Linked DNA regions of Homo sapiens: region 1 is linked to region 2. The links are chromatin contacts, found by Hi-C or POLR2A ChIA-PET in ENCODE. All regions are on one chromosome and are shown on one strand. Each heading gives the region's core, a stretch centred on a gene start or an enhancer-like site at or near the end of the contact. The rest is flanking DNA. Distances are from core to core; before and after follow the strand shown. Region 1 overlaps LOC107985440 (a long non-coding RNA gene). Region 2 has its middle 97 kb from the start of BANF2.

Region 1 (5,420 bases), core at 228-2,727, 40 kb before region 2:
TATTTTAAAATACTCTTATGTTAGGCCGGGCACAGTGGCTCACACCTGTAATCTCAGCACTTTGGGAGGCCAAGGCGGGCGAATCACTTGAGATCAGGAGTTCAAGACTAGCCTGGCCAACATGGCAAAACCCCATTTCTACTAAAAATACAAAAAATTAGCTGGGTGTAGTGGTGGGCACCTTAGTCCCAGTTACTTGGGAGGCTGAGGCAGGAGAATTGCTTGAACCCGGGAGGTGGAGGTTGCAGCAAGCTGAGATCGTACCACTGCACTCCAGGCTGGGCGACAGTGAGACTCTGTCTCAAAAAAAAAACAAAAAAAACAAAAAACCAACCAAACAAAAAACAACTATTATGTACTATTATGTTAGAGTTATCATTGAGGAAGGCAGGTGAAAAGTGGAATGGTAAGAAACAGGTTATACCATGAGGTAAGTCAGGTGCATACTGCAGGAAGTGAAAGCCCTTCGGAGCTGGAGGGGTCACGGAAACAAAAAAGGGAGGAAGGGATTTGGGGGATGGGTAGAGTGCTGACAATGCCTGCTCCTGGCTGGGGTACATGTGTCAGTTCTCACCCATAAAGGAGGACTCAAACTCCAGCCCTCAGCCCCAACTCTACCCACAGACATGTTTTGCTTGGCCCACAGTGTACTACTGACTGCTCAATACCGTAAAGCTTCTGAATTAGTTGCCAATGTTTAAATCTCAGGTAATTTTTAAATAAAAATCCAGATCCCTGGCTCCTCTTGAAAAATCATAGTTGTTATCAGAGGCCCACATAGCCACACGGCCACAGTTGCAAGATGCCACAGAGTCCGCCCAACCTGAGCAATTTTACCTGGCGGCCTTGATGCCACAGGCCCCACCACTCTCTATTTGTCCCAAGCACACGCACTATAATTATTCTTATAGGAGAACTAAGGGGAAAGAGAAATCTTTTTTTTTTTTTTGTGCCTACCTCTCTAAAATGGAGAAAATCTCTACAGCCCTAGGATGGTTAATGTGGATATGAGATGTGACTGTATCTGAAGAATACGGCACAAGGTGCCATTGGCAAGCAAGCCCCTGAGCTGCTGCCGCTGGGCCCCTCTAGGTTTGTGTGTTTGTCTCTCCTGCTGTGAGCTGTACGTTCCCACCAGACTCTGGCTTTCCCACCAAGATCCAGCTGTGCTGCTCCGCTTCCCCCTCCCTAGCCCATTTTGTGAAAAGCAGCTGTTTTTCCCTTTCCAGCTCTCCAAGTGCTGATTTCATCTCTTTCCCGACAAAAGTTTGAAGCCAGGAGGGAAATGGTTTGGCAGAAAGTCAGATTGCAGTGGGAGCAAGAAGACTACGTGGAGGAGGCCGATGCCGGGTAGCGGTCCAGGATGAGGGGTCTGGACGCGGCTCTGCAGACTCCATGAGACAAGAAGCCCCAGGAATCTAGGCGGGGCATAGGGCTCTGTGGAATTCACTCCTCTGAGCTGTTTTCAGCAACTTTAGCTAGGGGTGATGTCAAAGAGTTCCATTTCTCAATAGCTTTTCTGGAAGAGGGGTGGAGACAGCCATGGGGAAACCATGATGAGACACCAGGGCTCACCGGGGCTGACCACCCCTCAACTCAGTGCTACAGTTCGACTTTTGAGCACTTACATTGTGTGTGGACTGTGCTGGGGATGGAAGGAGGCTCGAGAGAACATGAGATGGTTAGGAGGTGAATAAGGACTGAAAACGGGTCACCAAGGCAACCAGGCTCAAAACTCATGGCACTGGGGAGGGACAGCCAGGTCAGGAGGAGCCAGAACTGCCCACCCCGGTACCGTGTGCGGTCCCACTTCCCGGGGGGGTCACACATTGTCCCCACTACCACCCCCGGCCTTATTAAAATCACCCTTCCCTCCCAATCAAGCTGAGCCAACATCTCTGACTGAGTCTGGAAAAATTCCTTTCTCCTTAACTAGGCCAAAAAAAGGTTGAACATTTCCCAAAGGAACACTGAGGCACAAAGGGAAACCCCAGTCACGGAGAAACCGGTGAGTTTACAGAGTGCAGATTTCTGAGCCCAGTGTGACCAAACGTCCCACGGAAACCATGGAAGGTCGCCTTGATGGGCATGGGAAGAGGTGGCTGTTCCTTGGAATTCCTTGACTCAGCTGGGCCTGAGGTGGAGGCCAGCAAATGCCAGCAAACTGTGGATGTGGCCGGGGCGGGGGCGGGAAGGGCTCTGCTTCCAGCCTGGTGGGTGCCTCAGTGCTTCTCAGGGACTGGGCCCAGGTCTTTGTCTGGGAAGGGGCTCTCCATGCACCTGCCAGGCCCTCCAGCCAGGCCCCCTCAACATCCCCCTGGCCTCCTTGAATGTTGTCCCGGCTCTGCCCCCTTTCATGAGGAAAGCCTTGAATTTTCTCCTCACTCTTCTGGAAGTCACTGGCTCCTTGGCTCAGGGTGTCCCCCACCCTGACCCCATCTCGCTCTGACCGTCTGGTTGTCCTAAAGCATGTTCACAGGGTTTCAGGCTGGCTCTGCCTTGGAGCTGCCATGTTCCACTGGGTCCTCCGATGAGTCAGCACAGATTCCCGCGGGCTGTTTCCAAACGTGAATCACTGTTGGAGTCCCTTTGGCATTTGGCTCCTGAATCGAGGAACTAACCTTATCCTTAGGGAAGCCACAGCCGACCTACCCAAGTGTAATAACTATAGAAATGTTATTTTTAAAAATAGGTAATACATGTGCATGTTAATGCAATCAAACACGAACATAAGTGGCCTCTCTCCCTGCCTCCATTTCCCCCCTGCAGAGGCAACCAGTGCCCTGTGCGTTTTCCAGAGACATTTTATGCAAGCAAGAGCATATATGTATGTTAATATATTTTGAAGATAATTTCATATCAGCACATAAAGTACTGCTTCATTTAAAAAAAATGGTTGCTAGTATTCCCTTGCAGGATGGTACATTTATTTAGCCAATTTCCTATTGCCAAGCACTTGGGTTGCTTCCAATGTTGCTATCTCAGAGAGCTTTGTCACTAGATTGTTTGGCATGTGTGCCCATGTGTCTGCAGGATAAATCCCAGAAGTGGGATTGCTTAGCCAAAAGATATGTTCATTTTAAATTTTTATAAATATTGTCAAAATGCCCTCTAGGGTAATAGTACTTACTGATTTTTTACTCCCGGTAATAATATTTGAGAATGTCTGTCTCTCTATACTCTCATCAACACACAGTGCTATGAAACTTTTTGCCAGTCTGTTAGCTAAAAGCAATTGGTATACAATCATAATTATAATTTTTGCTTTTAATACTAGTGTGGTCAAGCATCTTCTCCTATGTTTAAAAGTCAGTTGTGGGGCTGGGCAAGGTGGCTCACTCCTGTAATCCCAGCACTTTGAGAGGCCCAGGTGGGTAGATCACCTGAGGTCAAGAGTTCGAGACCAGCCTGGCCAACATGATGAAACCCGTCTCTACTAAAATACAAAAATTAGCCGGGTGTGGTGGCATGCACCTCTAATTCCAGCTACTCGGGAGGCTGAGGGAGGAGAATTGCTTGAGCCCAGGAGGCGGAGGTTGCAGCGAGCCAAGATTGCACCATTGCCCTCCAGCCTGGGCAACAGAGTGAGACTCAGTCTCAAAAAAAAAAAAAAGGTCAGTTGTGGGTCCATTTCTATGAGCTTTGCTCTATCCTTTGCCATTTCTTTCTTATTGATTCTAAAAGTGCTTTATATATTAAGGAAATTAGCCTTTGCCAACTGCATGTGTTGTAAACACTTTTTTTGCTTTGTTGGTTGTGCTTCGACTTTTATTTGACATTTGAATTACATTTTTTTATATAATCAAATTTATTATTATTTTTTAAAATGTGTTCCAGATTTTGTGTTATGTTAAGAAAGATCTTTCTCACTCTGAGGTTATTTTTTTAAAAGTATTCTATTTTTAATGCTTTTATGGTTTTAGTTTGAGGGATTAAATTTCTGATCCATCTGGAATTTATGTTGGTGTGAGGAATAAGGTGGGGATTTAGCTTTAATTTTTCCCAGATGACCACTTGGTTGTCCCATTCAATTGGGATCTTTTATTTGTTTGTTTGTTTTGAGATGGAGTCTCACTCTGTTGCCCAGGCTGGAGTGCAGTGGTGTGATCTCAGCTCACTGTGACCTCCACCTCCCGGGTTCAAGCGATTCTCCTGCCTCACCCTCCCAAGTAGCTGGGATTACAGGCATGTGCCACCACATCCGGCTAATTTTTGTATTTTTAGTAAAGATGGGATTTCACCATGTTGGTCAGGCTGCTCTTGAACTCTTGGCCTCAAGTGATTCGCTTGCCTAGGCCTCCTAAAGTGCTGGGATTACAAGCGTGAGCCACTGCACCTGGCTGAATTGGGATCTTTTGAATAATCGCTTTTCTCCACTGATGTAAATTTTGAAGTGGATGCTCCGTAAATGTTTCCTTGGCATGTACAGTCATGTGTCCCTTTAATGGGGGATTATGTTCTGGGAAATGCATTATTAGGCAATTTCCTTGTTGTGTGAACGTCACAGAGTGACTTACACAAACCTAGATTGTACAGCCTGCTACACACCTAGGCTATGTGGTGTAGTCTGTTGCTCCCAGGTTACAAACTTGCACAGTACGTCTTTGTCCTGAATACTGCAAGCAGTTGTAACACAATGTAAGTGTTTTTGTATCTACACAGAGAAAAGGTACCGTGAGAATATGGTATAAAAGATAAAAAGTGTCCACTTCTATGGAGCACTTACCATGAATGGAGCTTGCAGGACTGGAAGTTGCTCTGGGTGAGTCAGTGAGTGAGTGGTGAGTGAATGTGAAGGCCTCGGACATTACTGTACACTACTGTAGACTTCAGAAACACTGTACACTGAGGCTAATTTAGAAAATACGTTTTTCTTTTGTCAATAATAAATTAACCTTAGCTTACTGTAACTTTTTCATTTTATAAACTTTTTAATTTGTTTTAACTTTTTGACTCTTTTGTAATAACCCTTACCTTAAAACACAAGCACATTCGTACAGCTGTACAAAAGTACTTTCTTTACATCCTTATTCTATGAGTTTTTTCTGTTTTTAATTTTTTTAACTGTTTGAACTTTTTTGTTAAAAACAAAGACAAAAACGCACACATTAGCCTAGGTCTACGGTCAGGGTTGTCAGTATCACTGTCTTCCACCTCCACATCTTGTCCCACTGGAAGGGCTTCCAGCGCAGTAACATGCATGGAGCTGTCATCTCCTAGGATAACAATGCCTTCCTTCTTCTGGAACACCTCCCAAAGGACCTGCCTGAGGCTGTTTTACAATTAACTTTTTTTTTTTTAATTAGTAGAAGGTACATGCTCTAAAATAATGATTAAAATTATAGCAAATACATAAACCAGTAACATAGTAGTTTATTAATCATTATCAAGTATCATGCACAGCACATACAGTATTTATA
Region 2 (5,373 bases), core at 1,705-4,204:
GTTTCACCATGTTGGCCAGGCTGGTCTCAGACTCTTGACCTCAAGCAATCTGCCTGCCTTGGCTTTCTGAAGTGCTGGGATTACAGGCGCTAGCCACTGCGCCCAGCCCATCAGTGTGTTCTTGATAAGCCTTCGCTTGTCCATCTTATGCTTGTGTTGTTGTTTTTGTTTTCCTTTTGGGCCCTAGCTCCAGGCTGTTACACTAACTCCCACCGGCCTGCAGCAGGATCCTTCAGTCCACTGCTCTGCAGAGTTTATTGAGGCTCCTCATTCTGTTGCTCAGCACACTTGCTACTTACTCTCCACGGTTTCCTGTCTACTGCATACTTGCCAAGAATGACCTTTACCTTATTATCTCAGTCACTGATTTAAAATGATTGAACAGAACCTGGCATTCCATAAGTTGCCCACTCAACAGTCATTGCCCATTTCACTCACTTTGCTGACTAAACCCTGATTTGGGGGTGGGGGAGTGGGCAGTGAGCTCAACTTCCAAAGATGTAACTGCCCTGCTGCACTTTGCAGATGCTCACTGTTTCAACTCCTCCAGGGCAGCTGGAGGCAGGGGTGGGGCAGGTAACTCAGGTATGGTCAAGAGGAAGTCTACTGGGGAATTTCTGGCAAGATTTTCCCTCCTTGATAAAAAGAAGAGCTGTCTTACTTTGTCCCCACCCCCAAACCCTCACCGAAGCATTCCCTGAAACAAGAATTATAGGGTAAGTAGTTTTCTGGGAACATAATCCCAGGAAAACACTAGCAAGGGAGTAGGGAAGTGAGACAGGGAAGGAAAAATATTTAACAAAGCGTGCATTATAGAGCAGGTTTTACTGTGGAGAACTAAGCTTAATCATGCAGGGACATTTTTGGAAAAGGTGTAAGTCACATGCCTTGTGGTTATCCCTTGGAGCAATGAGGGAACTAAGGTACTTTTATAGCTACTCCCCCTCAATCATTGGTTAGGACTTTCTCTGGAGGAATATGAATTTTGGGGGGCACTTCTGACCTGATGTCCATGGGCAGAGCAGTTTTCTGAGGTTTTAGGGAAAAGCCCTCAGGTTAAGGCAGTTTGGAATTGACTGGAGCCTACTGAAATAATAAAATGGAGGGATAGGCGATGAGCTCCAATAATGTCTGCTGTAATGCCCCTGCCCCACTATGCTTCCTGACCTTGTATGTGGTTGTGATGTTGGGGGCTGCAGCAGCCATCTTGTGACCAGAAGGTGATAAGCAAGAGGCTGACAAACCAACACACTGAGGTTGGCAGTGGAGAAATAACAGAAAAACCCAGGGTCCTTTCCCTTGTCATTGGGCTGCTACTGCAAAATCTCCTCCCACAGCCTTCTTATTTTATGAAAGAATTGTGTTTTCATTTTTTTTCAGCCAGTGTTACTTGGGCGTCCTGTTCTTTGTAGTTAAGTAAATTTCATCTGGAACAGCTCTACAGGATGAGTGGATGAGAAGGTCCCAGGCAGAGTCTGCCTGAGCAGCTCACTACTCTCATAACTGAATCCTTGCACCAGGGTTTGTTTTGAGGGAACACAAATTAAAACACACGCTTGATAAGACCTTTAAATAAGAAACAGATGGATGGGTCCCTGAATGGAAACCTGGATGGGTAAAACTTCAATCTCTCCATGTTAAGTAATTGATTAAATTCTTATCCCTTGTGGTGCAGGAGGAAAGCAGTTATGCCGAACAGCGTGGCTTTTTCAGGAAAAGAAATAATTCCAGGGAGGCACAACTGAAATGTCTTTTTTTGGTCAGGACCCTTTTGGTTGCAAGTGACAGAAATGCAACTCAAATAAACATAAAGGGAATGTGTTTGTGTTGACTCTAGTAACCACCAGATTCCAAAGTCATAGCTGGATTCAGTGGCTCTGATGATATGGGCTCTCTCTCTCATCTCATCTTACCTCTATTTACCTTCATTCTGCATGCAAGCTCTGTTCACGTGGCAGACAAAATGCCAGGCATTTGCAGCCCCACCCTGCCAGTGAATAACCCAGGTGTACAAGCTTCATTTACGGTCTCTCCCATATCAACCTCAGAGTGTTTGATGTGGTGGAGTTGGGTGTCGTGATTTTCAAACCCACCAGAACTGTGTCATGAATGGGACCTCCCCAGAGGAACCAGCAGAAGAGGAATAGAAAAGCAGCCTGGAAAGAAAGTTGCTTGGCTGCTATTAGCCCTGTCAGCTTCCTGCTCATTGACAGGGATAGTTCTTGTATTGCATTATCGGATGCTCCGTAGCTGCCGGCAGCTTTAACCCTCTCATCCTCTTCCATGGTGTTGGGATGGGGGACACATGCATGTTCTTGCTTCCTTTCCAGCCACTCCCTTTCCTAAATCCAAATGTATCTCTGATTTAGATGCAGTGGTACATGCCTGTGATCCCAGCAACTTGAGAGGCTGACGCAAGAAGATTACTGGAGGCTAGGAGTTCAAGACCAGACAGGGCAACATAGTGAGGCCCCATCTCTAAAAAATAAAAATTACAATTAAATGTATCTCAGGATGCCCCTGACACAAAGACTTGAGCTTAGGCCATTTATTTGAGAGATGACCCCAGGATGCACTGGGAGGGAAGAAGTGAGGCAGGGAAGGAAAGAAAATCAAGAAGGGGGTGTATTAGTGAGAGAAGGAAATAGGGCTCAGGTATCCCTGTGGGCCTTCTAAGACACTGTATAAAGTTTTATCAAACCAAACTATCCCTCAAAACTGTACACAGAAAGGCAAGGACACAAGAGTCCTTTTCACTACCTCCTAGCAGTCCTCCTTGCTTGGAGGCTGCCCCTAGGAGCAGTCTTGCCCTGGTTTCTCTAGCCTGTGTTGAGTGTGAGCTGAACACTCTGGGGTGGGAGGTACTGGGGCAGGGGCATAGAGAACACCCGAAGAGATAGATGCAGGTGCTGGAAAGAGCCCTTGGCATGGCCTGGACTGCCAACAGCAGCTGTAAGTGACCTCCAGAGTGGACCTGGGCATGTGGGCTTTGGCTGTCATCTGTTATTTAACTGAATGTTGCAACAGCCCATGAGGTAAGCATTACTCCATTTAAGAGCCAAGTAACTGACGCCCAAGCAATTTCAAAGCTCTGCTACCAGACATACTCTAACAGTAGAAAGTCTGATTTTTAAAAATGACCTAGTTTACAGAGTCCAGGGTTTTAAAAGTTTCTTCCAAAACCTCAACCTGCATCCTGTTTTCAGAGTTGTTACTACAGTTGCTTATTAATCAAGATTAATAAAGACCATGGCAGTTATTATCTGATAGTCACAGCTGTTGAGAATCTTAGGAAATAGACACATGGGTGAGAAATACCAGAGCTTGATGCTTGATTGGCATTAGCCTTATGGGGCTCATGAGATAGTGACCATGGTGCTTGCAAAGCATTTCTTGCTGAAAAAGGGAAGCTACAGCTTAATGCTGGGGCTACTTCATGCCCGACCATGACCAGGATCTGTCAGGCAGTACTCTCTGAAGCCAGTCTCCTAATTTTTCAGACATCACAAATGCGACTTTTTTTTATAGTTGTGAAAGCCCCCAAAACATCAATTCTCACAAATCGAGGACTGGCTGGGGCCCTGGCTTCTGACCCTTTGCTCTCCAGGGACCATGAAAATTATTTGGCTTAGATGTGTGGTGATGAGGCAATGGAATAAATGCAGCTTTCCATTTTGCTGCAGAGTAACATGAAGAAGCCGGTTGACAAGCAACTCTCTGGCCAGTTCTGTGGCCTTGGGCAAATCGCTTAACCTCTCTGGGATCCAGCTGTTTGTATGTGAAATGAAAGTGTTTGGTTAATCAAGCAGCTAATCTGGGGCACTTGTGCTGCCACTCCTCTCTCCCTGCCCACGGCATAGGGTACTATTATGGCACTTTCCCTCCAAGCTAGATGTTGGCCTCAGAATCCTCAACACAGCAAATCAGGGAATCATCACTGAGCACTCAGAGTTGGCAGATGGGTTTGAAACCTGTCTGCCCTCCCTGGCCTGGATGATCTCTAAAGTTCCTTTAATTCTAACTTGTTGGATTCTGGGAACATGTAAACCAGGGGTCTGCAAACTACACCCAAAGGTCAAAGCTGGCCCTCTGCCTGTTTGTGTAAATAAAGTTTTATTAGAACACTGCCATTCAAAGGCCCATTCATTTATGCATTGTCTATGGCTGCTTTCATGCTACAATGGTGGAATTGGGTTGTTGTAATAGAGACCACATGGCCTGTAAAGTCTAAAATATTTTCTTTCAGGTCCTTAATAGAAAAAGTTTTGCCACCTTGTGATTAAATTTCCCTCCTTCCCTCCATCTTGTCCTCCAGGTCATGAGGGAAATTCCTCTTTGTCTCTGAGGGGCCTGTGTGGCTGAGCAATGCTCCAAGTGCCTGTGGGCCTTCTGCATCCCTAAGTCAGGAGAAGAGCAGGAGAAAAGCCAATAGGAAAATACAAGGAATGAAGACATTGTGGCAGAGATAGAGGTAGGGGGAGGCAGATGGGTGGGGAGCCGGGGTTCTCAAAGAAAAGGTCAAAGGGCACCCAGAGGAGAGGACCAAGGCATCCTTTTGTGCTGTCACTGAATGGCCACGGTGGTACTTACAGACCTCCTCCAGCCAACCTATCCTGGCATCCAGTTGGGGGCTGAGCCACCTTGTTTGGTTCTGTGCTCCAAGAACCCTGGCATGGCTGGCTGCCCGCTGGCTTCCGCCAGTAGTTTGGCATGAAAAGTGCTGGCTTGGGGCCTTTTTTCATGAAGAAAACAATTGCCTTTTCCTGGTCTGTGGACAACCACTGCTGCCTGCCTGGACATTGGCAGGAATGTTAAATTGCACCCTTGATGGCTGCCCTAGAAGCTGGGGTCTAGGAAATGTCCCTACAGCTATGTATGCTGGGCTACCATATCCATTTTCTCTCTGTGGGGTCAAAATCCAGTGCCTCAGCAATGAATCCTGCAGCGTCTTATATGAATTATTGGTGAATGTAATGAACTGTACACCCTCATCTCTTCTCCCACTTCCAGGCCCACTGAGGTCCTTTTCCAAGGTCTGTGTGCTTTGCTGTGAATGGCTCACCCCTGATACCTTCAGGGACCTGCCCTTGGGCACTGGGGCTCCCGGGCAGCCCATGGCCACAACTGGTGGTCATGTGGACAAAGGCCCAGCTCCTTTGCTGTCACCCCCACTCCAGGGTTCCCTGCAGGATTAGGCACTGGGACTTTGTCAAGCTCAGGTGCATACAATTCAGGGCAACTCCAAGCCCTGATTCAGGGGCTTTTATAATAGATTCAGACTGTTTATTACTTACACAGACAATGAAGAGTAAGCCAAAGGTACCAGTGCCCCAGGTCCTCATTCGGCATATCAGAAAGGAGGGCACCCAAACA

Evidence for each region. A loop is a pair of places that touch in the nucleus more often than their neighbours do. ChIA-PET counts read pairs that join two places held with the same protein, here RNA polymerase II (POLR2A). Pooled maps may share reads with other maps.
Region 1: a map of ascending aorta shows a loop between it and region 2 (3-fold over the local background). The contact joins two enhancer-like sites. A Hi-C loop is called at or near these places in 12 of 168 maps with a recorded cell type or tissue (Right ventricle myocardium inferior, aorta, ascending aorta and 6 more), 2 of 37 single-sample maps with no recorded cell type and 17 of 50 pooled maps. POLR2A ChIA-PET finds 5 or more read pairs at or near these places in 5 of 52 experiments (A549, AG04450, H1 and 2 more).

Annotation. Positions count from the first base shown.
Region 1 is chr20:17,832,533-17,837,952 of GRCh38, reverse strand. The region is part of intron 1 of LOC107985440 (a long non-coding RNA gene); the gene reads left to right. Among named protein-coding and RNA genes, the nearest start is that of SNORD17, 130 kb to the left of the region's middle. RefSeq lists an enhancer at 2,226-2,803. Within about 2 kb of position 1,477, at least 16 of the 41 ENCODE cell types and tissues checked have a DNase peak (open chromatin) inside an H3K27ac peak, as active enhancers do; they include heart left ventricle, heart right ventricle, psoas muscle and 1 more, where a contact is called at or near this core.
Region 2 is chr20:17,793,937-17,799,309 of GRCh38, reverse strand. No RefSeq gene overlaps it. Among named protein-coding and RNA genes, the nearest start is that of BANF2, 97 kb to the right of the region's middle. Within about 2 kb of position 2,954, at least 15 of the 41 ENCODE cell types and tissues checked have a DNase peak (open chromatin) inside an H3K27ac peak, as active enhancers do; they include heart left ventricle, heart right ventricle, psoas muscle and 1 more, where a contact is called at or near this core.